Linked DNA regions of Homo sapiens: region 1 is linked to region 2. A link is a loop called in an ENCODE intact Hi-C map of the cell type or tissue named here. Cell type or tissue: right lobe of liver. All regions are shown on one strand. Each heading gives the region's core, and the rest is flanking DNA. Links, peaks and the distances in the headings are about the cores only. Region 1 overlaps LOC105377727 (a long non-coding RNA gene). Region 2 overlaps NEURL1B (neuralized E3 ubiquitin protein ligase 1B).

Region 1 (14,830 bases), core at 2,627-10,626, 200 kb before region 2:
CTGAGAGTTGGTGACGGTGATGGGCCCGTTGTCTCTGTTTCCAGACAGTTCCAGACAGGACCAAGCGTGGCTGCGTCAGAAAAGCATGGAGTGAGACAAAGCTGCTATTTTAAGGCAGCTGCGGGAGCTCGGAGGGCGCGCCTGTGTTCTCCTGTCACAGGCTTGTCAGAGTTGCTGGAGTGAGCTTGGAAGTCAGGGCAGAGGGGGCAGGACAAGGAGAGGAGGGGTCCTCGGCTGACTCACAGACAGACTTGGGAAAGCCAGGGTCCCAGAGGAAACCAGACACAGCAGGGGGAACTTCAACAGGGGCATCTGTATGGGGCAGGGAAAATGTTTATAATCACAGGCTGTGCAAATGGCCATAGAGATCATTTAGGCAAATGCCCCCATTTCACAGGTGAGAAAACTGAGGTGAGAGACGCAAGTGTGGTGGAGGGGCAGAGGCTTCTTTTCTTTGTAAATCAGTGAAGCATTTTGTTTTAAATAATCACCGTATTAAATAGTATTAATCGTATTAAATATTATTATTTATACTTATATTTATAATAATAATAATTATTATTAATACCGTATTAAATAGTATTAAATAAGGTATGGCACATTAATACTATAGTCCTTTGTCATATTTAAAAAAACAAAAAAGATCTGTGTGAACCAACTTAGATTTCTAAGACTTGTTAAGAGAAAAAGAAGTTGTAAGAGAACGTGTACAGCATGTACTTATTAAAAAACAGAGGCAAAGCAAGATTTCCTATTTCAGTAGGTCCAGGTATGGCTATCAAGGCTTTGAGAAAGTTCTGGAAGGATGTTAGCCAAATGGAGTAGGATGGTCAACCTTCAGAGGGGACGGGATGGGGAGTGTGGGGCAGGGGACCTTCACTTCATCAGGATTGTTCCAATTGTTAAGAGAACCTTTTCATGTGTTACTTTTGTCGTTAAAACACAGGATACATAATATTTTTTAAAAATTGTTTTCCAAAGGCTTGTTTGGCCTTGAGGCTGGATTTGTCCAGAAAGCATTTCTCTCCTGGGTATCAAACCCTGTGAAACCCTGGCCTCTCCTCTCTGAAGCCTCACCCTGCTCCCGCTCCCCCACCACACACTGGATTTTATAAAATACAGAAAAATGATAAAAATGCTAATTAAAAGACATTCACTCAACTCCTTCTGCCCGAAGGAAGGCCATGAGAAGATGCTTTTTCTCATGATGCCTCAGGCTTCCAGGAAATTCCCGAGCCCTGGGGGCAAGGCCTGTGGGGGTGCATCACCTCCCAGAGAAGCGATCAGAGGTAGGGATGGAGCCCCTGCGTCCCTCTTCAGAGCGTGGGGTGCTTCCGCTTCGTCACTTCCCACTCTTTGTCTTGAGATAAGCAGTCAGCACCCTGGACACGCTCTTCCCAGAAAAACGCACAGTTTTCATTATTTAACAATGTTTGCATATTTGCTAGTTTTTCAAAATTAATTTTTAGGAGCATGAATAAAATAAGAATACATTCTCCACGATGGGAAAGGGAGTTCAGGAAGAAAAGCAAGCACCGTAGATGGGCTAAAGTCGCTTTGAACAGCCCCCCCCTCCAGGGGTAACCACTGTTAACAGTTTGGTGCAGATCCTTCCAAACCTTTTCCTAGGTGTTTATATGGAGTTACTTGGACTCATAGAACTCTGTGATGGTGGTGTGTGTGGAGGAGGGTTAAACATGACCGCAGCCAGTTGTATGCATGGGGTGATGACAGTTTGCGGTTGCTGGGCTGTAAACTCCGCGTGGTGATTCCATCTTTGTCCTGTTCCTCATGGTTTCCCCCTGCCTGGTGCATGGCAGGTGTCTGCGAGGTCCCCAGTCTGCCTGGCTTCCATCTCCAGGCATGGCCTCGTGACTGGCACTCTGTTGCGGTGTCAGACGCCTGAACGAGCCTCTGTTCCTAACAGTGCCTCAGACGGGAGGCTTGGGGGTACGGCCGAGAGGGGAGTGGCCAATCAGAGGCACTCCTGGGAGGGACAGCCCTGGAGATCGGAGCCTTGTTGGGTGGCCGTGTGGCCCCAGAGAGAAGAGAAGCGGGAGGAGAAGGTTTTGTGGAAATCCAGAGGGGAGAGGGCAGGGCTGGGACTCCTCAGAACTTCCCTTGGGAAGAAATGGCGAGCTGTGATGTGGGAGTGGGCCTTCGAGGGTCCTCAGTGGGGAGGCCCATGTTGGGGGCTTGGATCACAGCCACTGGGAAGCTGCTGATGCCCTCCCCAACAGAAGTCTATCAGACATCCCAACCATGTGGAAAAAGTAGAACTGGTGACCAGTCTGGAAGGGAAAAAGAGACCATCTTTAGATATGAATAGGCCTCTTGACCAAACGAGATAGGAAAACCCACTTCCCGTGCTTCTGTGGAATTATGCTCAGGTCAGCGTGGGCCCCAGTCTGGGCTCAACACTTCCTGACTCTGAGCACTTCATGTTTCCTACCTGGCAGTAGCAGGCTGTGTCCTGAGCACACTGCAGGATCTTAGCCAGCCTCAGCTCACCTGCTCTTCAAGGGCCCTACCACATGTAAGATGGAGGTATTGAGTTCTGGAATAAACTTCATTGATTCATATGTGTTGATCATCTGCATGTGTCTTAGTCCATTTTCGCACTGCTATAAAGAAATACATGAAACTGGGTAATTTATAAAGAGAAGAGGTTTAATTGGCTCACGGTTCTGCAGGCTGTACAGAAAGCATGGCTAGGGGGAGGCCTCAGGAAACTTATAATCATGGCAGAAGGTGAAGAGGAAGGAGGTGCATCATCCTAGGGCCGGAGCAGGAGGAAGATAGGGAAGGGGAGGTACCGCACACTTGTAAACAACCAGATCTCATGAGAACTCACTCACTATCATGAGAACAGCAAGGGGGAATCCACCCGCATGATCCAATCACCTCACACCAGGCCCCTCCTCCAACATTGGGGATTACAGTTTAACATGAGATTTGGGCGGGGACACAAATCCCAACCATATCAGTCAGTATCAGGGTTCTTTGGTTGCAAATGACAGAGTAAAAGCTCATGTGCTCTGCTGTCCAAGGCAGCATCCTCCAGGACTTCTCAGTTTCTCTCCATTTCAGGGGTTGGCTTCTTCAGCGGGGCCCCTGTGGTTGGGTTGACCTTCCCTCTGGTCCCAAGACAGCTGCCAGCAGCACCCAGAGCTACATCTTCCTTCATTCGCATCGAGTGGGAAGAACAGGCACCTCTCTGCAGCATTCCCAGCAAAGCCTGGAGTTTCCTTCTGATGGGTCATCTAGGGTCACAGGCTCTCCCTGGAGCGGGCCAGCTCAGCTGGGGCATAGGCACTTGAGGTGGCCAGGCCAGTCACAAGTCCACCGTGGAGTGGGGTCAGTCAATTTCCCTGACTGCCTCAAGGACAGTGGGCGGCAAAAGCCCTGCGCCCCTGAGGCAACAGGAACATGGAGCCTTCTCCGTGTGCCCGCGAGGTTGGAAGATGAAGCGGGTGTCGGATCATAGGTGAGGATGGAGGCTCCTGCGTCCACACGCACCCCACAGTCGGGCTACCTGACCTGGGGGGAGAGGTGCAACTACCCCAGTGCTTTAAATATCACCCTGTGGTGGCCGGGTGTGGTGGCTCATGGCTGTATTCCAAGCACTTTAGGAGGCCGAGGCAGGCGGATCACTTGAGATCAGGAGTTCGAGACCAGCCTGGCCAACATGGTGAAACCCCGTCTCTACTAAAATTAAAAAAATTAGCTGGGCATGAGGGCGGCGCCTGTAATCCCAGCTACTTGGGAGGCTGAGGCAGGAGAATCACTTGAACCCGGGAGGCGGAGGTTGCAGTGAGCCGAGATTGTGCCACTGCACTCCAGCCTAGGCAAAGAGAGCAAGACTCCATCTCAACAACAAACAACAACAAAAAAGATAAAAATAAAAATCACCCCACGGGGATTGTTGCTTTTAGAACCTAGATTTCCCAAGAGAGAATATCAAAATCTATCATTTTATGAGCGAGGAAACAGGAAAGTTATGACTTGTCCAGGTCACACAGCAGCTCGGGGCCAGAGCTGATGGCAGAATTCAGGGGTTTTGACTCCCAGGGGAGTGCTCAGCTTAGGGGAGTGATCAGCCAGGCGTGTGATTCATTGCAAGAGGCAGGGGTAAATAAATGCTCCTAAGTGGAGGTGGGTGAAGTATGGGCCATGGCGGGGGTCATTCCTGCAATGTCTCTTCTGTGTCCTGGGGTGGGTGGTGGGGGCTGTCAAGGAACTAGCTGGGCCCTCGCTAGTCAAGCATGACTCTAGGCCCTGGCCTGATAGAGTGGGCAGTCCCAGAAGCTCTCCCGAAATGTGTGGCATGTCTCCCTGCTGATATGGAGCCAGAGAGATCTGCCACTTGCCAGCTGTGTGACTTTAGGCAAGTTACTTCACCTCTCTGTTGCCTCCTCAGGTGTGTAATGAGACCAACCACCCTGCTTCTCTAGGGGGCTTGGGGGAAGGAATGAGACAAGATGTGAAGCGTCCAACACGGTGGCTGTCCCTGGTCAGTACCCAGGAACTGTGCATGGCTCCCCACAGGGGCACAGACGGTCCATCCTTAGGCACATGTGTTTCCTCAGGTAGCTCCTGGCTTAGTCTCAGGACTGGGCCTGAGGGTGCCTGGGAAGGAATGGGCATTCTGCCTGGCATCTGCAGGTGAGCAGGAATTGCTTCTAGAATGCCAGGCCAGCTTGGGCATGCTGCTCCTGAGGCCCGGCTGCCTACTGGCCACCCACACTCTGGGGAGGCTCTTTTCCCGGCCCTGCTTCTGGGGTTCCAAGGGGAGGCCTCGGGTCATCTGCTGGGAGCAGCTGCAGGATGAAGACAGGGTGACTCACCTGCAGACAGGGAGGCCAAGTCAAGGGATCAAAACAAGACAGAGACTTCTTTTCTTCCCTAGGGACTATGAGAAGATCAGAAAGGGACCCACGCATCATCAGTTATTCATGAGGTCTGCAGGAACCCGTGCAAAAAGCCCAGCTGGGGAGCAGGGTGGGGTGATGGTGAGAAGCCCTTCTATACAGGTTCCCTCCCCGAGCTAAGCAAAAGCGTTGAGGTGACACGTGTCACCTGTTCCTAGAGGATCTGCACTGAAGGCGGGGCAAGCAGGACCTGCTGTACACAGCACAGGGCCTTTCTTCCCACAGCTGCGTCCTGCAGTGGTGACACTCTTGCACGTAAGGGGTGGTTAGCCACACTGTATGAATAAGAACACTGAGAGGCAGGGAGAAGTGACTTTTCCAAGGTCTCACTGCTATGAAATGGCCAAACTAGGGATGAATGAAAGGCATGTGCTCATCTGAAGGGGAGTCAGTATTTGTTGGGCATCCACTGCTGCTCTGTGTGCTGTGGGTACCGCAGTGAACAAAGCACAGCTTTTGCCCTTGTGGGGCTTATATTTTATTTCTGAGGTAACAGACAATTAACAAGCATGTAAATAGATGCATGAAATAATTTTAGGGAAGGATAAGTGCTAACGGATGGGCTGAGGGAAAAGAGAAGATAAGAGACGAGATGGCATGCAGGGCCATGGGCACTGTAAGTGGCTAGGCCTGTCACAGGTCATCCCCGCAATGGGGTCTGTCAACTTACCTGACTGCTGTGCAGCCTGGGGTTGGGGACAGTGGGCAGAAAAACCCCCGTAGCAGGGACGGGCTGCTAGTTTAGATGGGGTGGCCAGGAAGGGCCTCTCTGAAGAGGTGACATTTGAGCTGAGGCCTAAACGAAGCAAGGGACTGAACTTTAAAGGTCCAGGAAGAACATTCTAGGCAGGATCACAGCAAGTGCAAAGGCCCGGAGACTGGAGGCTGCTTGGTGTGTTCGAAGTGCGGCAAGGAGGCTGGTCTGGTGTAGGGCATGAAGAGTGGTAGGAGATGGGGTTAGATTGGGGCTTGGGACCAGAGGTGGGGGCCCTTGGAGGCCACAGTAAGGAAAGAGACTTTGGGAGGAATATGAGATGCTGAGGCCGCAGAGTGCCCGAGATGGCCTCCTTCCCTTCCAGGTCAGATCATTCCAGATTTCCTGGTCTCCTTCCCTCCTGAAGAACCACTGGAGGAACGAGGACTCCCAGCCTGTGGAAGGAAAGGGTGAGGGGCCCACAAGTCTGTCTTCACACACCTGAAGAGCTGCTGCCACCGCTCTCTGCCTCATCCCTGTCATTTCTTTCTCTTTTATTTTTTTGAGACTGAGTTTCGCTCTATCGCCCAGACTGGAGTGCAGTGGTGCAATCTCAGCTCACTGCAACAACCTCCACCTCCTGGGTTCAAGCGATTCTCCTGCCTCAGCCTCCCGAGTAGCAGTAGCAGGGATTACAGGTGCACGCCACCATGCCCAGCTAATTTTTGTATTTTTAGTAGAGATGGGGGTTCACCCTGTTGGCCAGGATGGTCTCAAACACCCGACCTCAGGTGATCCACCTGCCTTGGCCTCCTAAAGTGCTGGGATTACAGGCATGAGCCATCGCGCCTGGCCTCCTGTCATTCCTTCAGTGTGATGCCCTGTGCCTGGCCTGAGAGATATGCACATGATCTTGTTTACCGTATGCCCCTCCACAGCCCTGGGAGGAGGCACACATACTGTCATCCTACATGACAGATGAGAAAACTGAGGCTCAGCCAGGCCAGGCTTACTCAAGTCCACACAGCTGGAAGCGGAGCAGACCGGAGCCAGATGTTGAGACAATGCTCTTAGCCCAGGGCAGGTCTTTGAGGACTCTCACATGTCTGCAGCTGGGACCCCCTCCAGACCACGAGCCTCTCAACCCCTCCCTGAAGAGGCAGTGGTGTGCTTTATCCACAGATGCTTGCGTCTCCAGCTTTATCCACGGATGCTTGCGTCTCCAGCTTTATCCACGGATGCTTGCGTCTCCAGCTTTATCCACGGATGCTTGCGTCTCCAGCTTTATCCACGGATGCTTGCGTCTCCAGCTTTATCCACGGATGCTTGCGTCTCCAGCTTTATCCATGGATGCTTGCGTCTCCAGCTTCCCTTCTTCTGCAGTCCGATGCTCTACCCCTGAGCTATACCCCCGCCCCTTCCCTTCTTCTGGCTTCTGGGTCTTCCAGGAACCTTGGACAACCTGTGAAGCCATTAGCACTATCAGCCTGTAATAGGGAACTACGAGCCCTGCTGACCAGGGAGTCTCTGGTGAGAAATTGCATTCTAGCACCTTCTTGACTCCTTACTAGATGAGCACCCGTGAGAATGGAAAAGGGGATTCTTTAAAGTGAGAATGAAGTTGGAGCCATTTAGAACTAGATGTTAGGCTGCTATTGTGGCTGAAGTCTGTAATCCCAGCTACTCTGAGGCTGAGGTGGGAGGATCACTTGAGCCCAGGAGCTCAAAGCTGAACTCAGGGCTGAGTTTCAAAATAGGGGTTCTAGTTTGCTTCAAGGTCTGGACACTTCTTAGATTTGGGAGCTCAGGCAAGTCATGTTTGCTCCTTGGACCTCAGTTTCTGTGTCTAAAATCCAATGGAAATCTGCTTTGCTGCCTCACAGGGAGGCTGTGAGGATCCAAAGAAAAAAGGTTTGTAAATGGGACAAGATGGGATAGGGGTGTGTACTGGCAGAGAAAAAGGAGAAGGGCTGGGTGCAGTGGCTCACGCCTGAAATCCCAGCACTTTAGGAGGCCAAGGCGGGTGGATCACCTGAGATCAGGAGTTTGACACCAGCCTGGCCAACATGGCGAAACTAAAAATGGTATCTACTAAAAATACAAAAGTTATCCGGGCCTGGCGGCGGGTGCCTGTAATCCCAGTTACTTGGGAGGCTGAGGCAGGAGAATTGGTTGAACCTGGGAGGCGGAGGTTGCAGTGAGCCGAAATCGCACCACTGCACTCCATCCTGGGCGACATGAGTGAGACTCTGTCTCAAAAAAAAAAAAAAAACCAAAGGAAAAAAAAAAACAAAGAAGGAGAAGGACATGCACCATCCAGACAACAGGAGTAAGATAGAGAGGTGGACACACCACCTGTTTCCCCCAGGCTGATGAGTACCAACATTCTAATGACAGGATCCATTTTTGGGCTCTGATCCTGTGCCAGGCTCTGGAAGAGGTGCTGGGGCCAGAGGAGCAACAGAAGTGACATAGCTCTGGGCTACATGGAGCTTAGGAGCAGGGACTGCAGTTTAGATAATCAAAGTGGTGTTCTGAAGGGGACACTTGTTTTTGGAGCAGTAACAGGGACATGAGCCAGTCTGAAGTCAGGAAGGACTTCCTGGAGGAGGTGACCCTAAGCTGAGAGCCAAGCATGAGGGAGGTCACAGGCAGTAGAGGACAAGCACTGTGAGCAGAGAGGGCCCAGCTGGGGAAGCCAGTGCAGACTGGAAAACCACGTGCTAACATTGCCAGAGGGATCACAGCCCCATGGAAAGCAAGGCACTGCTGCCTAGGGACGTTCTCTTCTTAGGGCCTCTGGAGGAGCCAATGAAATAGGGGATCTTGCCCTCCTGGAGCTCTGGGACTCAGAGAGTTTGAGTGCTTCGCCTAAGGGCATTCAGCCTACAAGATAGTCAAGGGAAGGTTCAGATTTAGGGGAAGGAGTCTTGAGAATATACCCCGAGGACAATGAGGATACAGTTGGAGGGCTGAGGTGGATTTGTTCCTCCAGGCAGTGGGGAGCCAAAGATGTTTTAGAGCACAGCAGGTTCCCAGCACCCATGAGAGCCATTTAGCTCCAGTGTCAGAAAGCTCAGGACAGTTGCTGGGGACAACGTGCCATGGTCTGCCACGCCACATGCCACGTTTAGTTATGGTCAGCAGTAAACCTCAGCCCTCTTTCAAGGCGGTAAGTGATGGTAGGGATGGCATCTGAGTGTAATTGGAGGTTGTTGCTTGTTGCTGTGGTTGCTCTGCCCTTTGGAGGAGGAAGGCCAGCTTCTTCCCGTGAGTAGCCTGTTCTGGGAGGGACTGGGGTGGAAGAGGGGAGCTAACATTTCCATTTCTGAGCACCAACCAGGAGTCAGGAAGGGGTGGGAAGGGGACCCAGGGCAGGTCAGGTCAGCAGGTCAGTGAAATCAGGTCTTTAAACACCCGTTTAACACTCTTTTGCAGCTGGAAAGCCCGACTTTTGGCTTCACTGTATTTATTTTCATGGTTACCTGTTATTTACAGTGAATGTGCCTGGTCTTCTTTTTATGGTAGTGATAGGGAATTTCATTTCAATACATATATTTGAATAATAAATCTTAGTCTATTTAAAGAAGAAAAAGTCATCAGTGAATAACACAGGGGAGCTGAAAACTGGCCTGCAATGCAGGAATGGTGGAGATCCAGGAAGCCTTACCTCCTGAGGTCTTCACGGCAGCTCTGAAGCAAGGACTGTCATCCCCATTTTACAGCTGGAAAAGCTGAGTCCCCAAGAAAGTAACTTGCCCTCTGCCCCAAGCCAAGTCTGGAAGCTAAGAACCTTCCCCCCTCACCCTCCCACCTTCACCAGTGAATGAGCTTCCAGACACTCCTCGGCAGTTCAGAAATCTCCTGATATCAGGGGTTCTAATCCAGGCCCTGGTGCCACCATTGACAAACTGTGGCTTTGTACAGTTGTCTAACTCTTTGTCCTTGGTTAGTGATATGGTTTGGCTGTGTCTCCATCCAAATCTCATTTTGAACTGTAGCTCCCATAATTCCTATGTGTCATGGGAGAGACCTGATGAGGGGTAATTGAATCACGAGGGTGGGTCTTTCCTGTGTTGTTCTAGTGATACTGAATAAGTCTCATAAGATCAGATGGTTTTATAAAGGGGAGTTCCCCTGCACATGCTCTCTTGCCTGCCACCATGTAAGATGTGACTGCTCCTCATTCGCCCTCCACCATGATTGTGAGGCCTCCCCAGCCATGTGGAGCGTGAGTCAATTAAACCTTTTTCCTTTATAAATTACCCATTCTCGGGTATGTCTTTATTAGCAGCGTGAGAACAGACTAATACAGTTACTCATCTTAAGATGGGAATAATATGTGTACCTCAGAGGACTGTTAAAAGGATTTAATGATATGATATCTGTTATTTTCTCCAATTTAAAATGAGACAATAGAATCCCAGAACCCTGAAGCCACTTGGCCAAGGTCACAGAGGTGGAAAAAGGAGGAGCTGGACGCCAGTGTAGGTAGGTCCAAAAGGCTTCCACGCGGCTGATTTAATGATCCCATGGTACTGCCTCCCTTCTACAGAAAGCTGCCTCATGCCCAGGTTGGGAGCTTGAGAATGTCTCCAAAGCCCAGTGGATAGAAAAGAGACCTGAACAGTGTGCCCATGGGGAAGGGGCTCGGTTTTCTTCAGGCCAGAGCCTGTGGACTCTGCCAAGGTCCCCAGGAGCAGCAAGTCGGGAGTGTGGGAGGGCACTTTCCTGTGGGAAAATGTAGGGCGCTTCCACTTATAGCCTGATAATTGGGCCCAGCGAGGTCTGAGCTCAGATGATGTCATTCATTCTCTGTGGTCTTTGGGGCTGAGGAAGCCTCTAGGGAAAGAAGGGGTGGGGGAGGAAGGGTTGGAGAACAGAGAACCTGGAAAGAATGACAGATAAAAACAGGAATCAGAGTTTTGGGCATGCATGGACTGTGGCCAAGGGAGCTTTAGAGCCGTTGTAGCAGGACAGCCCATGGCAGGAAGTGCTCATAGAATCAAGGGCAGATGGCCGGAGCCCAGTGCTGGCAGGCAGTGCTGGGGGTGAAGGAATGAAAGAGCCGGGATGCGTGAGTGAATGGTTGGCTTTAGTGCAATGCTGAGCAGATCAGTTCCTGGAAGGCAGCTGAGTCCGGGGAAGGGGTGCACAGACAACATTGGACAGAGTTTAAACCCCGGTAGAAATGTATCAGCTGTGTCACTTGGGCTAATATCTGACCTCTCTGAGCCTCCATGGAGCAGATGCTGTCAATTTCCAACCCGATACCCATTTCCCAAGTCATCCTTGCCTACAGAACCCTGATTCTACTCAGGGTGGTGATGCAGACAGCCTGGGGCCCTCTGTATTCCCAGCCTCCTTTATAGCCAGGGGTGGCTTGGGTGAGAGCCTCAGTCTCTTCATCTTGGAATGAAAATGATTATACCCCTTCTGCAGGGATTTGGGGAGGATTTAGGCTGGTACGTGCTGGGTGAGCATTGCTGAGAGCATGGCCAACTTCTGCTGCTGATGGTGGGTCTGAATTTGTGTCTCCAGCATTCGCGTCTCCAAGTGCTACTGACCCCTCTACCTCGGTTGTTCCCATTGCCTGAAATTCAACAAAGCAATCTAAACCCTGCCCAGCCATCCCAGCATCCCCATGTTCACCCCCAGCCCCCTGTCACCCCCCTCATCTCTGGAGCCAGTGGTGTGGACTTGAATCTCAGCCCACCACTTCTAGCTTTGCGTGGCTTTGCAATGACCCGACAGGGATGCTAATAGCACCTACCTCCTATGAGAGCAGGGGTGAAAATCAGCAATTCCTGTGAGGCCTATTCAGTGTCGTGCCTAGCACATAGTGAGTGCTTGTGCAAGCTGTGTTACTGTGGAGAGGAAGGCCGACTCCTCGGCCTGGCCCACCACGCCGGAGTGACCGGGTCCCTCAGCCCTCTCTAGCCGCAGCACTTGGCCCCCCATCACGCCAGTTCCCTGCCTCTCTCACACCTCCAAGGCTTAGTGCTTGCTGGTCTGCCTGGAATGTTCCTCTATTCTTTTGCCCTTTCTTCTTTCTTCACTTGGCTAATTCTGCTTTATTTATTTATTTATTGAGACAGAGGCTCGCTCCATCACCCAGGCTGGAGTGCAGTGGTGCAGTCTTGGCTCACTGCAACCTCTGCCTCCCAGGTTCAAGCGATTCTCCTGCCTCAGCCTCCCGGGTAGCTGGGATTACAGGCATGCGCCACCATGCCTGGCTAATTTTTTGTATTTTTTTTAGTAGAGACGGGTTTCACTGTATTAGCCAGGATGGTCTCGATCTGATCTCGTGATCCGCCCGCCTTGGCTTCCCAAAGTGCTGGGATTACAGGCATGAGCCACTGTGCCCCTGCCTGCTTTATTTATTTTTAAAATAATTTAAAACAAGTCATTTTTGTACCCTTCTCTGAGAAGCCGTCCCTCGCTCACTTCTTACTGGCTGGGGTTCCACAGGCTTCTGCGTGCTGTCCAGTCAGAGGCATTCTCTCAGTGTTGCCACAGACTGTGGTCTGAGTTTCTGCGTTTCTGTCCCTCTCAGCCCCTCCTCTGAGCTCTTCAGGGGCTCATACCCTGACCTCATCACCTCTGTCCCTCCAGGGCCTGGCTCAGGGCACCCTGTGTAACTGCTCTCATGCCTCCTCAAACACAGAAACACCCCACGGTAGCGCAGTGAACAATATGGCAGCTAGCACTCAATTGCATTGACTGCATCTGTTTCCATGCTGTGCCCAACCCTCTTCTCACCACTTTCCTGTGGGGTATGACTGCTGTGATGGTTTTGTCACCTTGGTTAGTCTACTGCGCCCAGTGGTTTGGTCCACTGCTAGTCTAGATATTGCTGTGAAGCCAGGAGTTTGAGACTATAGTGAGCTATCATCATGCCACTGGACTCCAGGCTGGGTGACAGAGTGAGACCTGATTAGCATCTATAATCAGTTGACTTTAAGTAAAAAATATTACCCTTGATAATGTGAGTAGGCCTCACCTAGTCAGGTGAAGGCCTTAAGAGCAAACACCAAGGTTTCCCGAAGAAGGAACAATTTTCCCTCAACTGTAGTAAGGAAATCCTCTCTGAGTTTCCAGCCTGCTGGGCCACCCTACGGATTTTGGACTTACCAGCCCCCACAACCACATGAGCCAATTCCTTAAAATAAGTCTACATTTCTATCCATTACCTCCTATCAGCTCTATTTCTCTGGAAAACCCTGACGAATACAACAGTCATTCCCATTTTACAGATGGTGAAGCTGAGGCTCAGAGAAATTTGGTCTCATGGCCAGTGTCATATGCCACTCAGTGGCAGGGCCTGGACTGGAACCCAGGCAGCCTCTCTAGGACCAGCATTACAGATCACCTAGCTGATGCTGGGATCCAGGTCTTTTCAGCTTCTTCAGGTATTTCCAGGTGCCCAGAGCCAGCTTTCTTAGCCAGGGAAGCTGATGAGTGAAGCAGCCCCTTTTCAAAATGTACTCTTGTGTGCACTGTGTTTTCCAGAGAGACTTGGGGAAGCTTCTCTAGGTGTGAAAAGAAAAGAGGAGGGGAGGGCTGGGCGCCGTGGCTCATGCTTATAATTCCAGCACTTCAGGAGGCCAACGTAGGAGGATCTCTTGAGCCCAGAAGTTCAAGACCAGCCTGGGAGACAGCAAAACTTTGTCTCCACAAAAAAAGATTTTAAAAAAGTAGCTGGGTGTGGTGGCATATGCCTATTATAGTCCTGGCTACTGGGGAAACTGAGGCGGGAGGATCACTTGAAGCCAGGAGTTCAAGGTTATAGTGAGCTATGATCATGCCACTGCACTCCAGCCTGGGTGACAGAATGAGACCCTGTTTCTACAGAGACACAGAGAGAGAGAGAGACAGAGAGAGAGAGAGAGAGAGAGAGAAGGGCAGGACCTGGGGACCTGGGAGTAAGTCCTTCTTTTTACTTCCTGTCTGTGTGACCTTGAGCAAGTAGCTTTGCCTCTCTGAGCTTTGGTTCCTACAGCCTAAAATTACCTCCAGACAGTGGGGCAAAGTCAAGAGATTCTCTATGTATTGATATAGAAAGACCTTTAAGATAAAATGTAGAGGGAAAGTGCAAAGTGTAGGACAGTGTTTCCCTTTTGTATAAGTAAAGGGGGAACTTTTTTTTTTTGAGGCAGGGTCTTGCTCTGTTGCCCAGGCTGGAGTGCAGTGGCATGATCATAGGTCACTGTAGCCTCGACCTCTTGGGCTCAAGCAATCCTCTCACCTCAGACCCCTAAACAGTTGGGATTACAGGTGTGCACCACCATGCCTGGCTGATTTTTAAATTTTTTGTAGCAACAAGGTCTCACTGTGTCACCCAGGCTGGCCTCAAACTCCTGGGCTCAAGCGATCCTCCTGCCTCTGCCTCCCAAAGTGCTGGGATTATAGATGTCAGCAACCACGCCCAGCCAGAAAAGGGGGATTTAAGAATATGTTCTGGTATTTACATAAACAGACTCTCGGGGAATACACTAGAAACTAATAAAAATGATTCTTTAAACGAGGAGAATAGGAGCAGGATGAGACTTCTCACTGTGTTCCTTTAATTTTTGAAACGTTATTAAATTATGTAGTAGAAAATAAATATTAATAGTTTTAAAAATGATGATAATGAGAGTACCTCCTTCAAATTGTTGTATAGTTAAGCTTAAATGTAAAAATAAATGTAAAATGCAAAGCACATAGTAGGTGCTTAAAAATGGGAGCTGGTCATCTTGCCACAGTGACCCTCCAGGGTGTTTCTCGAGGAAAGGGCAAGATGATCATAATGATGCTTTGATTTCCCGCTTGAACCCAATACATGCTTTCTGCTGAGCTGGGTCCTCTGGGTGACTGAGGAAATAGTCCCCACAGGCCCTTGCTTTCAAGGCTTTAATGATCCACCTGGGGATCCCGGACTAACAGTCATGGGCTGTGCAGTGCTCACCATTCATTCATCAAAGATTTGAAAGGTAAGAAGGGTCGCTAATGGGCAAGGGGAGGGGCTTTTTCGGATGGGAACAAATATTCGTTGAGCTGTACTGGGTGTTCCTACATACACTCCTCCTGTAATCCTCATATCAACTCTGGGAGGAGCAGTGATTGTGTCCATTTCACAGAGAAGGAAACTGAGGCCCAGAAACTTGAGCTAGGGTGTGTAAGAACACACAGCTAGGAATTGGCAGAGTCAGGCTCTGAGGCC
Region 2 (14,830 bases), core at 2,522-10,521:
CGAGGAGGGGCTCGCGACCAGCCTGACGCGCGGCCTCTCCCCCTCCATGTCCCTCCCTTTGTCCGCACAGAGAGCGCCTTCGCTGACACGCTGACGCCCGCGCGCCTCAGCCAGGCCCGCTTCAGCGCCTGCCTGCCGCCCAGCAGCCACGACGCGGCCAACTTCGACAACAACGAGCTCGAGAACAACCAGGTGGTGGCCAAGCTGGGCCACCTGGCGCTGGGCCGCGCCCCGGGCCCACCGCCAGCCGACGCCGCGGCCGCCGCCATTCCGTGCGGGCCCCGTGAGCGCCCGCGGCCCGCGTCGTCGCCGGCGCTACTGGAGGCCGACCTGCGCTTCCACGCAACACGCGGGCCCGACGTGAGCCTGTCGGCCGACCGCAAAGTGGCCTGCGCACCGCGGCCCGACGGCGGCCGCACGCTGGTCTTCTCCGAGCGCCCGCTGCGGCCCGGCGAGAGCCTCTTCGTGGAGGTGGGCCGTCCGGGGCTGGCGGCGCCCGGCGCGCTGGCCTTCGGCATCACGTCGTGCGACCCGGGCGTGCTACGGCCCAACGAGCTGCCCGCCGACCCAGACGCGCTGCTCGACCGCAAAGAGTACTGGGTGGTGGCGCGCGCCGGGCCCGTGCCGAGCGGCGGCGACGCGCTCAGCTTCACGCTGCGGCCCGGCGGCGACGTGCTCCTGGGCATCAACGGGCGTCCGCGCGGCCGCCTGCTGTGCGTCGACACCACGCAGGCGCTCTGGGCCTTCTTCGCCGTGCGCGGCGGCGTCGCGGGCCAGCTGCGTCTCCTCGGTGAGTCCCCGGCCCCGCGTGCGCGAGGCCCCGCCCCTCCCCCGTCCCGTGCCGTCTCACCCCGCTGCGCTCTTCCCCGGCCCCGCCCCTCTCGCTAGGCGCTGCACCGCCCGAGGCCAGCCCGCGGTTCCCAACTTTAAGCGCCCGGGCACGATCCACCCCGTCCAAAATTGCCGGACTCCACCCCAGAGTTCCGGATTCAGTGGGTGCACGGTGCGCCCCGAGAACGTGCATTTCCGACAAGTGCCCGGAGATGCTGACGTTGCGGCTCTCTGGACCACATTTTGTAAACCACCGACCTAGATAGGTAACCGGCTTATCTCCGAGCTTGGCAGGCTATATCCCCTCGGTAAATGGTCGGTGCGATTTTTAGTTCCGTTGTTACGATTTGTTACATTAGGGTGTTTTTAACATGTAATGCACAGTAAGTGTAGGGAAAAAATAAATTCGACTGCACATGAAAGAGGAAATAAGAATAGTATCGTCCACAGAAAGTGGAATGGAGGCCTGAACCATCCTATTTTGAGATAATTTTTGCCTTCATTCATGCCACAAATAGGCAGGAGCAGCCACCAGCTGTGGGCCGGGCCCTGGGCACCAGGATAGGGCCAGCAGAGGACAGGACACACTCCATGCCGGTTAGGAGCTCACAGACACCCTAAAGGAGAGTTGCACGGTGTGACATTTGCTACAGCCGGGGGCTCCTCTCCCAGCTTGGTGGAGTGAAGGAGATGTTCAGAGAAGGCTTCCCAGAGAGCCTGGCTCCAACTTCATGGCTCAAAAAGTAGAGTCCAAGCAATAAGAAGCAGTCAACAGCTCATATGTTCCCTCATTGAATTTTATCCTCCCTTTGACTCTATTGAAATCAGTATCATTATCCCCACCTACAGATAAGATAATGAGCACAGAGAGATTAAATGACTATCCCAGGGTCACATCGCTGGTCAGCTTTGAAGATGCTGGACAAATCACAGATTCTCCTGAGCCTGTTTCCTTCTGTAGAAAGAGAGTGATACCTGCTTCATGGGGTTGTCATGAGGATGAAATCATGTGCATATAATGCCTTGAGCGGGGCCTGACACTGGTTTAATCAGTGGTAACAGTAACAACAGCAGCTGTTGCTGTCTTCATGAGGGCAGAGGAGGAGCCGGGTGGCAGTGTGGTTATTTGGTCAGAGTGTTTTTTGGGGAGGGGGAAGTTGTGTTGTTTTGTGTTTTTGAGGAACCATCAGACATAGTCATCATTTCAGCCCGAGACGAAGTGCCCATTATCTGTCCATTCATCCTCAGGTAGGGCAAGGGAAGGGGCATCTTTTCATCCTAAGAAACAAGCTGTTATTGTCTGAACCAACAGCAAGCTTGGGGAAGAAAACTCATCCATGTTGAGCACTAGTAGTCAGGGATCTTCTCGCAAGGGGCAAAACCCCACTCAAAGTGCCCTAAGCAAAAAAGGAAATGTCTGGGAGTATATTGGGTGAGTTCAGGAATAGCTGGATCTAGGTACTGGAAGGATATCAGCAGGATCCTACCTCTCTTTCCAACTCAAAGCTCTGCTTGCCTCTGTGTTGGCATCACTCTCAGGCAGGCCTTTGCCACGGGTTGGCTCTTCCAGCTCCAGGCTTCCTTCCCAATGAATGGAATGAGTTCCTTCTTTCCTAGTAGTTCCAGTAAAAGTTGCAGAATTGGGTCTCGGGCCTTACGGGGGTTATGTGCCCTTTCCTGAACCACCACTATTGAGACCAGAGAGTGGAAGTTCCTGTTGGCCTGGCCCTTATCCTATGAGGGAGGGCACATTAGTATCCCAAAAGAACATCCCAGGGCTGTTTCTGAAAGAGAAGAGAATAGAGGCCTGGTAGACAAAGAACAGAGGCACCACACTGGGATGCACTCTTCACTCCTCAGCAGAACCCTGGGAGATACCTCTGGTCCTCTCGTTAGACGGGAAAGCTAAGGTGCAAAGCAGTGAAGAACCATGGACTAGCAGGGCAGGTCCAACCTTCCACTGCCCCTGATGGAATCTCTTTGGGCCTCAGGTACCCTGCAGTCCAGCCCTGCGACCACGACTCCATCAGGGTCCCTCAGCGGCTCCCAGGACGATAGTGATTCAGATATGACCTTCAGTGTCAACCAGTCCTCCTCGGCATCTGAGTCATCCCTGGGTAAGGAAATGCAAACCCTGGCAGGGGCAGGGGCTGGCGGCTGGCCTGGCTCCTCCGGCTGTGCCAGTGGCCTTCCAGGGACTGAGCAGGGTGGCCGCCTTTCCCCCGCATCCTCTCCTTCCCTCAGCTGTATGCTCAGCTGGAGGGAGGAGAAGTGTCTAGATAGGGCATTCCAAAGGGTGACGATGGTGGCATTTTATCTTGGTGTTTGGGAGTAGAAGAGTAGAGAAAGGTGCAAAACCTGCAAGGTAAACTCAAATTAGTATCTCCCAAAAGTATTCTCCCACCGGTCCCAGCAAGAAGCCCTGCATTCTCGGGGTTGCCCCAACAGAGCCCACCTGAGAGAGACATTGTTAACATATGTCCTCTTCTCCCTTTCGGCAGTGACGGCCCCCAGCTCCCCGCTGAGCCCCCCGGTGTCCCCCGTGTTCTCCCCACCGGAGCCGGCAGGCATCAAGAATGGCGAGTGCACGGTGTGCTTCGATGGCGAGGTGGACACGGTCATCTACACGTGTGGACACATGTGCCTGTGCCACAGCTGCGGCCTGCGGCTCAAGCGACAGGCCCGGGCCTGCTGCCCCATCTGCCGGCGGCCCATCAAGGACGTCATTAAGATCTACAGGCCATAGCCTAGCCTGCCCACGGGCCTTGGCCGGTGCAAGGTCACCTTTCTGAAGGCCCCCTGGGCTGGGCAACCACATGGCTGCCAGGGAGTCCACGGGCAGCGGCCATCTCTCCAGTGGTGGGCAAGGTGTGACAGTCGTGGAGCGAGGCCCACAGGGCCTCAGCCCAGGCAGGGGTTGCTTCTGGCTCCAAAGTGCTTTGCCCCCAAAAGGCCGTCCCAAGAGCAAGCTCAGGAACTGCCTGGCAGATCACCCTGTCCCTTGGTGACCTTTCAACTGGGAAACAGCGTCCTCTGTCTGTGCAATGCTTCTTGCTGGGGTTGGGTTGAGTGTGAGAGAAGGGGAGGGGAGGGAGGGAGAACAGAGAGAATGTGTGTGTGAGAGAGAGAGAGAGAGAATGAACGTGTAGCGATTTTACCAGGGGTCCCGGCTCCGGGAGGAGACGTGCAATCCGGAGCCCCGACATTGGCATGACTAGAAGTTGTTCACTTTCTGGGGATGGGACATAAGCTGGTTTTGAATGTATGAAGCTGACCCTCACAGAACTCCCTGGGGTGGTGTAGAAAAGAGATGCTCAGATTTTCTAAGGGGAGGCAAAAATAACTCATTGTTTACAGCTCCAAAGCATGAACTCCTTGAGGGGAAGGTGGGTGAAGAACAATTCACTTCTTCATTTCTTACTGGGTCTTAGAGCTGGGTGTGATGGGCACCGAGGCCAACCCCTCTGGATTGTGTCATCTTTTCACCCCTTCACCCCCAGACTGTCTAATAATACACACATCATACCTTGTCTCCGTCTCTGGAGGCAAGTCTCTGTAATGCCCTTCCCTATCTCCAAGGAGAAGACCAGCAGTAAGTTCTGTTTTTCTGTGGGAGAGAAAGAATCCTAGAGGCAGGTGACCCACCTGGAGCTGGAAAGCCCACTCCACGATGCAGACAGCTCTCTACCTTCCTGTGGTGGCCCCTGGGCCTGGCATTCCCAGGGGACCTGCTGGCAGGAGGAGGAACGAGGGCTTTATAACTTTGGTTATAACTTTTGGTCTTTGTTCTGATTCTCAGTGTATCTTCCTCCGCTGGTTACTAAAGTGTTCACTGATAAGTATGTTAACTAATGATCGAGACAGTAACGAAAAATGCTGGCACTGGGATTCTCTCCCTTCCCAGACCTACCTGCTGGTATTTCCTGGGACCTTGACCCTGCCCCACCCCCTCAGCCGTGCCCATCTCTGCAGACTCCCAGATCACATCTGGGCTGATGGGCTGGCCCAGGCCTGTCCCTCCCTTCTTGCCCCCAGTTCTGGGCTCCACCTCTGCCCTCTTCTGTGCTGTCCCATTAGGGAAGTCCCTTGGCCTGTCTATTTTTCAGTTCCCAATTAGAAGTCTAGAACCTGACAACTCCAGGAGTTCTTGGGAGGACCAGTACAACGTTCTAAAAAGCCTGAGACGCCTTACAAAAAGCAAGTATCATTTGGAGTACAATTCCTAATCTGTTCATGTCCTGCTGAAGGAGGGAAGGAGGGAGAGGAAGGCAGGGGAGTTGATGCATTCATATAACAAACACTGCTGGGTGTCTGGGTGCCCAGAGCAAAGCTGGGCCAGGCCTTCACCAGATCAAGCCCCACAGACCAGCTGGTGCCCATGCGCTGCTGGTGGTTTGGGGCCTCCTGTTCCTCCTCTAGCTGGGAGTAATCACAGTTGTCTGACCTGATTCCAACTTAAGGTCCCCACTCTCTTGCCCCATCAAGAATCCCTGATTATTTACTTTTCCCTAGAAAATCTGGGGAAATTCCCACATTTTAATTTTGCAGCAGAATCTTTTGAGCAGCTTTTGGAACCACAGTGTTTGCCAAGATAAGAGTTTGAGAATCCAGCAGCCCTGGGTGCCTGGCTGAATTTGGTTTCCTGCATGTGCTGGGTGTGGGCGGGGCCACGCACAGGCCCTGCATGGGAGGACTCCTCACCCCAGGCCTGTGGTGCTGCAGACAACCGTCTCCTGTCTACACTGCGACCCAGCCACAAGCTGTGGGGTCTCAGTGGCCTGGGGGAAAGCAGCTCCACTCTCCTGCCCTTCCTGGCTGCCCCTTTGGGTTCCAGCCGGGGTCACGTCCAGCCTCCACTGGGAAACCAGTGACTGAGGCCTGGACCCAGAGGTGGACCAGGCATCTCCTGGCCACCTGTGACCTGGGAAGAAGCGAGTCAGTGGCCCGTTCAACCTGCTCTGCAGCTGCTATAAATAGCCTCCCTGTTTCCAAGAGGAGGTAAGGAAGTGTTTATCTTCTAAAAACCAGACGTTTCCTGATGCTCTGAGCGTTACTCAGTGCTACAGAGGAGATGCACACGTCCCCACTATGTTCTGTCTTGAGAAGGGGACAAGAGAAAGAGGAAAAGGAGCCACTGTACTTTATTTTGCACCTACAGCGTGCCTTGGCACTGGGCTAGAGAGGCACCTTCCTGCGTGAATCCTGTGCGGCAGGTCTTATTGCCATAATAAGTCACATCAAAGACACTGCTGGTCATAAAACACTGTTTTACATACCATAGGGAAAAACGCTGCCAATCTTAACTAAGATGCTACAACTGTACAGTTCCTTCCAATCAGAGATGTTCACGTGTGAAAAAAAAACTGTGCTACTTACAATCTATGAAAGCTGGTGTTATCCCACTTGGCAGGTAAGGAAACTGAGGTCCTGTGAGTGAAGTGACCTCATGATCACACAACAGGAGATGGCAGGGCTGGGATTCAAACCCGGGAGTGTCTGCTGCCACATCCCACACTCCCACTGCCTGGCTCCAAGTCCCAGGAAGCTCGAGACTGTGAGTTTTCTCCCTTGAAACTCACCTGGAGAGAGTCCGGGCACCTGTGCCTATGTGGAGGGTTCCAGCCCCAGCCAGGCCCCTCCGCTGCCCACACCCTGGGAGGAGAAGCGGCCTCCCTTCCAGGCTCATCTGCTCACTGCCCGCATTCTCCTGGCAGAGCTGAGGTCTGAGAGATCTGGACTCCAACCCAAGGGCCCTCTCTTGTTATTCAGGGGTGTCCACAGTTAGGAAGGGACCTGGGGCCTTGTCCCACCACCTTCCTAGGCCCCGTGATCACCACCCCCTCAAGCGGGGCCCCAGCCCCCTGAGCACCCCCTCACGTGACCCAGCCCTCGGCTGTTCCAGGCTCACTGCCCATGGTGTGCTCTTCTGGGCCACAGCAGCCAGGGCTCCAGGGCGAGGACAGGGGACACCTGAAAACACCCCGTTGTTCATGGTCTTGTGCCCATTCATTCGGAGACTCCTGAAAAACTGGGCTGTTTGCAAAGCAAATCCAGCTCCTTGTCCTAGCAGGTTCTCAGAACGGGGAGTCCCCTGGGATGGAGCTGCTCCCCTCACGGCAGCACCACGTTTCCAGTCCCTCGATGCCACTAATCAGCATGGACTGTGTTCAGGACACAGGGTGAACTTTTCTCTGACCCCCGGTGCTGGTCCTGTGCCAGCACGTAGTAGTTACTCAGTAGAGGTTTGCTGAGTAAACCAGAAATCAGATTATGAGTGTTCAGGGGTTTGATAAAACAGCACCACATAACGCACACAAAGATACTCCAGAAACATTTGCTGAGTACCTAGTACGTGTGAGGTGCTGTGAGGATAGAGCAGAGAGGACTGTGCCCCAGCTGTGATGCTGGCAGAGGTGACACTAAGAGGGAAATGAGATATTTGGGGCAGAATCCACTGGGCTCTCTTGGCCATCCGCTGCCTTGGGTCTGTTGAGGTGGGTGCCCAAAGGCTGCCTTCTTGACCAGAACCTGCTGTGCGCTTCACAGAACCTCCTCTTCATTGGAAATGCTGGGCACATTGCAGTCAGTGAGCTGCTGCCAAAACGGCGTTAAGTAGAACCCCCAGAGGCCCCGCCGGTTGGTGATCACCCTCAGGTCCTGCCAGGGAGACACAGTGAGGAGGTTGGCTAATTGCTGCTTTCAGGCCCTGGAAATCAGTCGCCAAGGCCCAGGAGAACCCCGGTGAGTCCGTCCAGTTGAGGCAGAGGCAATAACCTCCCATTGCTCGGCCCTGCGCCTGCCCCAGTCCTGGCAGGGGGCACCGGCTCAGGAACATGCGGCCTCCTGGCATTTCTCGGTATTTAACTGTCTCGCTGTCTTATCCGAGTCCCTAATGAAACGACTTGTGTGACAATCTGTCTGTGCCTTACGAAAGTGTCTGTGCACTTTTTATCCTTTTTAAAAGCAACTTTTAAAAGTGGATGGGGAGGGGGGCTAGCATACGTGGTAGGGTTCTAGAAATCTGTGGTCATCGCTGAAATCCTTTTTGCATCATGTTTTTTGATGTTGGAGTGATGAAGTGTACATCCCCCACCCCACACACCACTACCTGTGTACAGACCTTTTAAAACATGTCTTCTTTTTCTGATTCAATACTGTGACCTCTCCGATACAGTCTAATCCTTGGGGATCTGTAATCAAGGTTTTAAAACCTGGGAAGTGGGTTGGGAAGGGTTTGCACTGGTCTTGAGTGTTGTGCTTTTCTGTGTTGTGTGTTTTGATTTTTGTCTTTTTATCTGTTTTATATTGACATAATTTTCCTGTTTAAAAAAATACAACTTTGGCTTGTTAAAAAAAAAAAAGTCTTCAGAACTCAATTTTTAAAATCCCACTTACATACACTGATGGGGAGTGAAGGTGAGGATCCAAATCATTGCCAGTCTTGAGGAAATAAGTTGCAAAATGGCTATAGAACCCCGACAATGTTTGATGCCTTTGCCAAATAACTCACTTCTGTGAAAATCACAAGGAAATCATTCTAATCAAGGATGAGATCTATGTGTAAAGATATTCACTGCAGCATTTTCTAGAGTGGTAAAAAGCTGTGAGCAACCCTCATGTCCAACAACCAGGGTGTATTCACCAAGACTTGGTTACAAGTGACAGAAACCCAACTCGGATAGGTTTTAGGGGGATAAAGAACTAGGGAACTGAAAAGTCCAGTAGCAGAACTCACTCTACGTGCAGGTAGAACCAGGGTCTGAAATGCTGCATCAGGACTAGCCTCTCCCCTCTCGCTCAGCCCTGTGATCTGGCCCCATTCCCAGGCAGGTTCTCAAGATGCCTCCTGCAGGGCCACCAGCATCCTGCCTTTGAGCATTCCCTGCACGGAGCAGCTCAGATCACGTGTCCGCTCCTGAACCAGTCACAGGACAGGGAGATACGGGGCTCTGATTGGTCAGACCCAGGATGGGTGCTCACCTGCACCCAATAGCTGCCCTGTCTGAACTCTGGGCTGAAAGTGGGGAATCGCAATCTCCAGAGAAAATGAGTCCTAAAGAATGCATGCCCAAGGTGGGCAGATCATGAGGTCAAGAGTTCAAGACCATCCTGGCCAACATCATGAAACCGCGTCTACTCAAGATATAAAAAATTAGCTGGGCGTGGTGGCGTGCACCTGTAATCCCAGCTACTCAGGAGGCTAAGGCAGGAGAGTCACTTGAACCTGAGAGGTGGAGGTTGCAGTGAGCCGAGATCGCACCATTGTACTCTAGCCTGGGTGACAGGGCGAGACTCTGTCTAAAAAAAAAAAAAAAAAAAAAAAAGAAGAAGAAGAATGCAGCGTGGGCAAAAACAACAGGCCTCTGTGTAGGGAACGGGAAACCATGATACCGATACATATGGGGCTAATGGCATGAGCATGAAGCCAGACTGCCAAGGCCTCACCAAGACATTGGGGAAGATGCTTAACGTCCTTGTGCTTCAGCTTCCTCATCTTCAAAGCAAGAACAATAATAGTTCCTGATTTTAGGATGGGTGTAAATGTTATTGAGATCATACCAGTGATGTGCCAGGCACAGCATCTGGCACCCAGCACCAAGCAACAATTGTTAGTTTGTAACACAGGAACGGGTTTATGTTAAAGTGTGGTTAAAAAAAAAATCAAGATATAAAATTGCACATACACCGTGATCTCACAGATGAAAAAAAAAACAAAAACACCAACAGCCCAAAAACCTACCCATGCATTGGAAAGACCAGAAAGAAAGGAGTGAAATGTCCATGAGGGCTGTGTCTGAGTGATGGCCTTATTGGTGCCTTTTTCTCATACTTGCTCATTATAGAAAATTTCCCAAATTTCCCAAATTTTCTATAATGAGCAAGTATGACTTTTCATTTAAACTTGTTACTTGGAAAAAATGATCTCCCTACTCTGCAAAAGCCAAAGAGAACAGCTGGCCCTTGCTGGAATTTGTCAGGAATTCCCAGGCTGATTGTCTGTGAGTTTAAGATCCAAATTTAGTCCGGTGGAGATAAGGACCTGTACGTTTCTAGCAGAGGCCAGGCCAGGCTGACCAGTTTGGTTGGGCTTCCTCCAGGCTAGGTTTTGGGGCCCAAATTTCTGGGGTGGAACATGGCAGTGGTAGCAGGAGTGGGAGCTGGGAGTAGGGGAATGGGGTGAACAAGGAGAGGGAGCTGCCCAGGCCTGCTCCTTCTGGATGGTTAGAAGAGCCTGGCTTGGTGACACTGAGTTTTAGGAAGCAATGGGATAAGAGAAACCAGCATTTATCAAGCAGCACAAACCATGGTTCTCACACATTCTCACAATGGATCTTCACAATAGTGTTCTCATTTTACAGGCAAGGAGGCCAAAGTCAAAGTAGGATTGGCCCCCAGGTGGGCCTGCTCCAGAGTCAAGGCAAAATCTTTCAGAGACACATTTCGCACCCCTTTACCAAAGTCTTAGTGAGGGGCCGAGTCTGTCCAAAACCCAGGATCCTTTCTCCCCTTCCAGATTTCCTTCCCACAACGCTATGTCCTTCTACTGGACCAGGCAACATTTTCACAGACGCTATCTGATAATCAAAACTTTTTTGAATAAAGAAAAAAAGGTAGGGCCAGGCGTGGTGGCTCAAGCCTGTAATCCCAGCACTTTGGAGGCCAAAGCGGGTGGATCACCTGAGGTCAGGAGTTCGAGACCAGCCTGGACCACATGGTGAAACCTCGTCTCTACTAAAAATACAAAAAATTAGCCAGGTGTGGTGGTGTGCACCTGTAATCCCAGCTACTCAGGAGGCTGAGGCAGGAGAATGGCTTGAACCCAGGAGGCGGAGGTTGCAGTAAGCTGAGATCGTGCCACTGTACTCCAGCCTGGGCAACAAGAGCAAAACTCTATCTCAAAAAAGAAAAGAAAAAAAGGTCATATTAATCTAGGCCCACTGCATTGTAAGAGACTGAAACCCAATTTAAGAAAAAAAAAAAAAAGAGCGGGCAGAATGTACTGACTCACGCCCAGAACAGATCAGTCTAGCTTCAGGAACAGCTAGATCCGGGTATTCACATGATGTTGTCAGGCCTCTGCCTCTGTCTCTCAGTTCTGCCTTCCTCTGAGCTGATGGCACTCTCAGGCAGACTCTCCCTTTGCAGCAACCAGAACAACCTCCAGTGACTCATATCATGCCAGTTTAGTGACCCTTTAAAAAAGTTTCGGGAAAAGTCCCAGTGCTGTCTCTCCTTTGACTCCTTGGATCAAAAGCTCAATCCCTGAACCTGTCACATGCCCACACCTGATACAAAACTAGGTATGGTATGGCCCTTACCCTCAAGAACCAACCAATCTGGAGGGGAAGGCAGACCCCTAAACAGACATGTTTAGACCAGTGCACTTCTGAAGCTGTGGGAACGATCCAATTCAGGCCACGAGGGCTCGGGATCATTTAGCGATGCAGTTAGGCATCCTTCTTTCTCCTGGCCCTGTGTGTTCTTACCAACACCTGAGCCATGTTCCCTGGCACATCCAATTCCTCCTCCCATGCTGCAGTGCACACAGCCCGTGCGCTGGCCCTCACCAGCCCCTGCCACCTGCGGTGCACCTAGCCTGGTGCGGTGGGGGTTCACTATTGTGCATGCAAATCCCTTTTTCTCATTCCCTGAGTTCCTGCAGGACAAGAAATCCTCCAGAAAGATAATAATACCAGATCATTTAATAAGCACTTAGTGTGTGCAAAGGACATCCATGACATCAGTAAATCCTCACAACAGTTCTCTGAAGTGGCTCCATCATTACCTTCATTTTACAGGCAAGAAGCCAAGACTGAGAAGGAATCAGTAACTTTCTCCTACTTTATATGGCCTCTCAAAGACAAAAAGTTTCTTCGCTTTCTGTTTGTAATTATGTCCTTGGACCTAGACCCCCTGGTTCCCAAGTGCAAATGGGCCTAGAACATTTGCAGCTGTGATTTCACAGACTCCCACCAGCCACCCATTGTATTACGGTCCCATTTTACAGGGAGGGGAAGGGGCTGCCCCACATCACACTGCTTAGGAGCTGTGGGGCCAGGATTTGAACCAGGCCTGGCTCTTTCCACCACATCACAGCATGTCTGTGGGTACATTGTCAGGAGGAGGGGGAGGGAAAGGAGGAAGGAGAGTAAGAAGAAAAGGACAAGAAAAAAACAGCCAGATTCAGCACCTCGAAGGGCTTTTTCTAGAAGAACATCAGCTGTGTCCTGACTCACACAATGCCTATCCGTTCAATTCCAGGGACAGGGAATATTTGCTTTTCCCTTCAGGCTCTGATCTCCCAGCTCTTGGAAGCTCCCACACAGGGATGTGGAAAACACGATTATTCCAGGCATCGAGCTATGGGAACAGAACCCCGACCTTGGCTGTTAAATACACCTATGGAGAAGCTTCCAGAAGCCCAGCAGTGGGGTGTGTTGGGGAGGAGATGCATCAAAACGAAATGCCTCAGGCAGCCTGATCCCCTTTCGTCAGCCTCCTCCCCTCTCAGCTTGGGCCTTCCCAGGTCTAAACCCTTCTCCCCAGACAGACAGCCTGACTCTCCTGACTCTCCGACTGGCCAGCGAAGACCTTGGCCATCCTTTCAGGAGCATGTGGGCCTGCTTAGGAGGGCTGGGCCGGCCTAACTGAGTTCACATCCATGCTCTGCCCCAGCCAGCAGAGGACCTGCCCTCCCCACTGGGCTTCCTAAGGGTGCCTCTCACATACCAAACTTTACGTGAATGTGCCCCCTGTAGCTGCACGATGGGGATGCCCCCTTCTGAGCCTCCCCCTCGTGGCCCCTACGTGGGCCCTGTAAGACCACACCCTCCCTCAGCCCTTAGGAGGCTGCATCCTGGCATCTTAGCTCTGAGCTGGGGTTTCCAGTGTGATGGGGTCTAGTGTGGTGGGTGAGTTCCCTCCAGCTGAGGGGACAGGCCTGCCTGTGCTGTGGGATCTTGGGCAAGTTACATACCCTCTCTGAACCTCAGTTTCTGCAGCTTCGAAGGAAGAGGGGTGTCAAATTGTGTCAGAAAGTGGCTGGCATATAGCAGGTGCTAAATGTTTTTTAGGAGTATTCTAGACCCTGCTACACCAGCTACCCCTCGCCCATGCCCTCCCCTGTCCCATCTGGGCCAGGGGCTGCCTCCATCCTCCTACAACCTCCTGGGCCTCCCGTGCCACCTCAGTGAGCCTGCCCTGCGACACTGTCAGCAGCATCTGCAGGTGACGCGGCGCATCCCCGGCTCCCAACACAGGGTCTACCAAACAGGAGAGTCTTAGTGTGTACACCCCTCACCCACACCCAGCGTGGAATTTCTGGCATTAGCACACCTCCCTTCCACAAAGAATGAACCGGAGTGGTGATCTGCTGGTGGGGTCGTGCCAGGCCTCGGGGCTGGCCCAGGCCCCCGCCCCTTGCTTGTCTTGGTTCCCAGTCAAGAGCGCTGGCCCCAGGCCTGGGAGGCTGACCGACCTCAGACTCCAAGGGGAAAGCCACACTTTTGCTCAACTCCCAGGAGCAGCCCCGCATTCCAGGAGGGGCGTGGGAAGCACCAAGCCTTCCCCAACTGAGCTGAGCGGGGAGCTGCCTGCAGCCACGCTGGCCCCCCCAGCCTCAACGCTGGCCCAAGCCCACTTTGGGTTCCCCAGGGACAACCACCCCACCTCAGAGGGATGGAGATGGGGCTCTGAGAGATTGCCACGGCCACCCCAGGAAAGAAACACCAGGATGTTCCCAGGAACCCTCTCTGGCTTCCCCATCTGCCCGCAGTTTCCCACGCTGACTCCGTCTCCTTTTTCTGGTGCCACCCCACCCCTGATCAGCACAAAAAGAGTTCCCTACATGACTCTGAGCAATGGCAGACTCCCTTCTGCCTCTGTCCCTCTGACAGGTGGTCCCAGGGCTGTCTAGAACCTACTCCAGGGCCATCCCTCCCGGCTGACCTTGCTATCTTTCCACCCTGGAGTTATTTCATCTGGAGGTGTTATGAATACAGACCCGGCTTGGGGGAGCCTCCCGCAAGGTACTACCCGAGCTGGACCTTAGATGCTGGACAGCCCTTGGCAGGCAGAAGCTCCTCCTGAGCACTCCCTGCAGAAAGGAGCTGCCCAAACGCAGAAGCTGATGGGCCCCGTGCTGGAGGAGCCCTCCAGGGTGGGGGCAAAGGTCCCAAGAGACATTTGCCTTCTGCAACAAACCAGCCTTTCTCCAAGAGGTTCACACGACCCTGCTGGCTGGCGCTCCTGAGCAGGCTTCCTCCCACAGGGCAAGCTCCCCTTGGCCTCCCAGGAAAGGATGGACGGACAGGCAAAGGGCAATGAAACGGCCTGGGCTGGGAGTGATCCTGGGTAAGGGCCCCGTCCCCTCGGGCTTCCCTTTCCGCGCCCTCACCATAAGGGAGTGAAACTGAAAGTCCTGAAGTTCAGGGAGGTGGCTCGCCAGGCTCCTCGGCAGAAGGCGCGGGGATTGGACGGTTTCTTTCTAGAAGATGGAGCACTGTCGCTCTCTAGTGGCCACGGTGAGAAGTGGCAAAGACCTGAGCAGAAAGACATTGGTCAAGGTCCAGGTGCTGGACAGATTTACACCCCCTACCATCCCCCCGAGCGCATCCTGCAGAAGCCGCAACGACCGGGAAGCCAGACTCCTGCAAATGGCCTTGTGGATCTGGGTAACCTTGAGGAGGCACGTCAGGGTGACATTGAGTCTGGGTCTGGGGTCAAGTCTGCGTTTGGGGGTGGACTGGAGCTGAGGGTGTGGTGGGCTGGGGCTGGGGCTGGGAAAGGATCTCCCCGCCCCTGCAATGCTGGGAGGATGGCACATGGACACGACGTTTCTTTACTCCGGTCCTACTGACCTGACCCGCTCCGTTTAACCCGCACGTCTGACCCTGTGCCGGGCACATTAGAATAAAACAAGTAGGGGAGGAAAATGCAATATTTTTAAACCCTCAAAGATAGACAGAAATGACAATGCAGCTAAAACTGCACCTTTGGC

The links. Peaks named below come from ENCODE experiments on the same cell type or tissue, not always from the same donor. Only the 100,000 strongest peaks of a DNase experiment are listed, where the experiment ranks them.
Region 1: it touches region 2 in a loop (3-fold over the local background); 11 of 110 quality-filtered maps call a loop at or near these places.

What each region holds. Positions count from the first base shown.
Region 1 is chr5:172,486,584-172,501,413 of GRCh38, forward strand. The region is part of intron 1 of LOC105377727 (a long non-coding RNA gene); the gene reads left to right. It also overlaps LOC107984004. Among named protein-coding and RNA genes, the nearest start is that of SH3PXD2B, 39 kb to the left of the region's middle. In right lobe of liver, for the core only: no CTCF peak of the experiment used is centred there; no DNase peak of the experiment used is centred there; H3K27ac peaks cover 1,239 bases.
Region 2 is chr5:172,683,349-172,698,178 of GRCh38, forward strand. NEURL1B (neuralized E3 ubiquitin protein ligase 1B) reads left to right here. Exons shown (of 5, transcript NM_001142651.3): 3 at 71-790; 4 at 2,823-2,948; 5 at 3,333-8,192. The coding sequence ends at 3,577. It overlaps LOC107986479 (a long non-coding RNA gene), which reads right to left. Exons shown (of 3, transcript XR_001742997.1): 2 at 14,228-14,372; 3 at 2,957-3,189. Among named protein-coding and RNA genes, the nearest start is that of MIR5003, 29 kb to the left of the region's middle. RefSeq lists enhancers at 1-329, 330-830, 14,299-14,458, 14,529-14,588 and a silencer at 7,195-7,254. In right lobe of liver, for the core only: no CTCF peak of the experiment used is centred there; a DNase peak (open chromatin) is centred at 7,013; H3K27ac peaks cover 6,106 bases.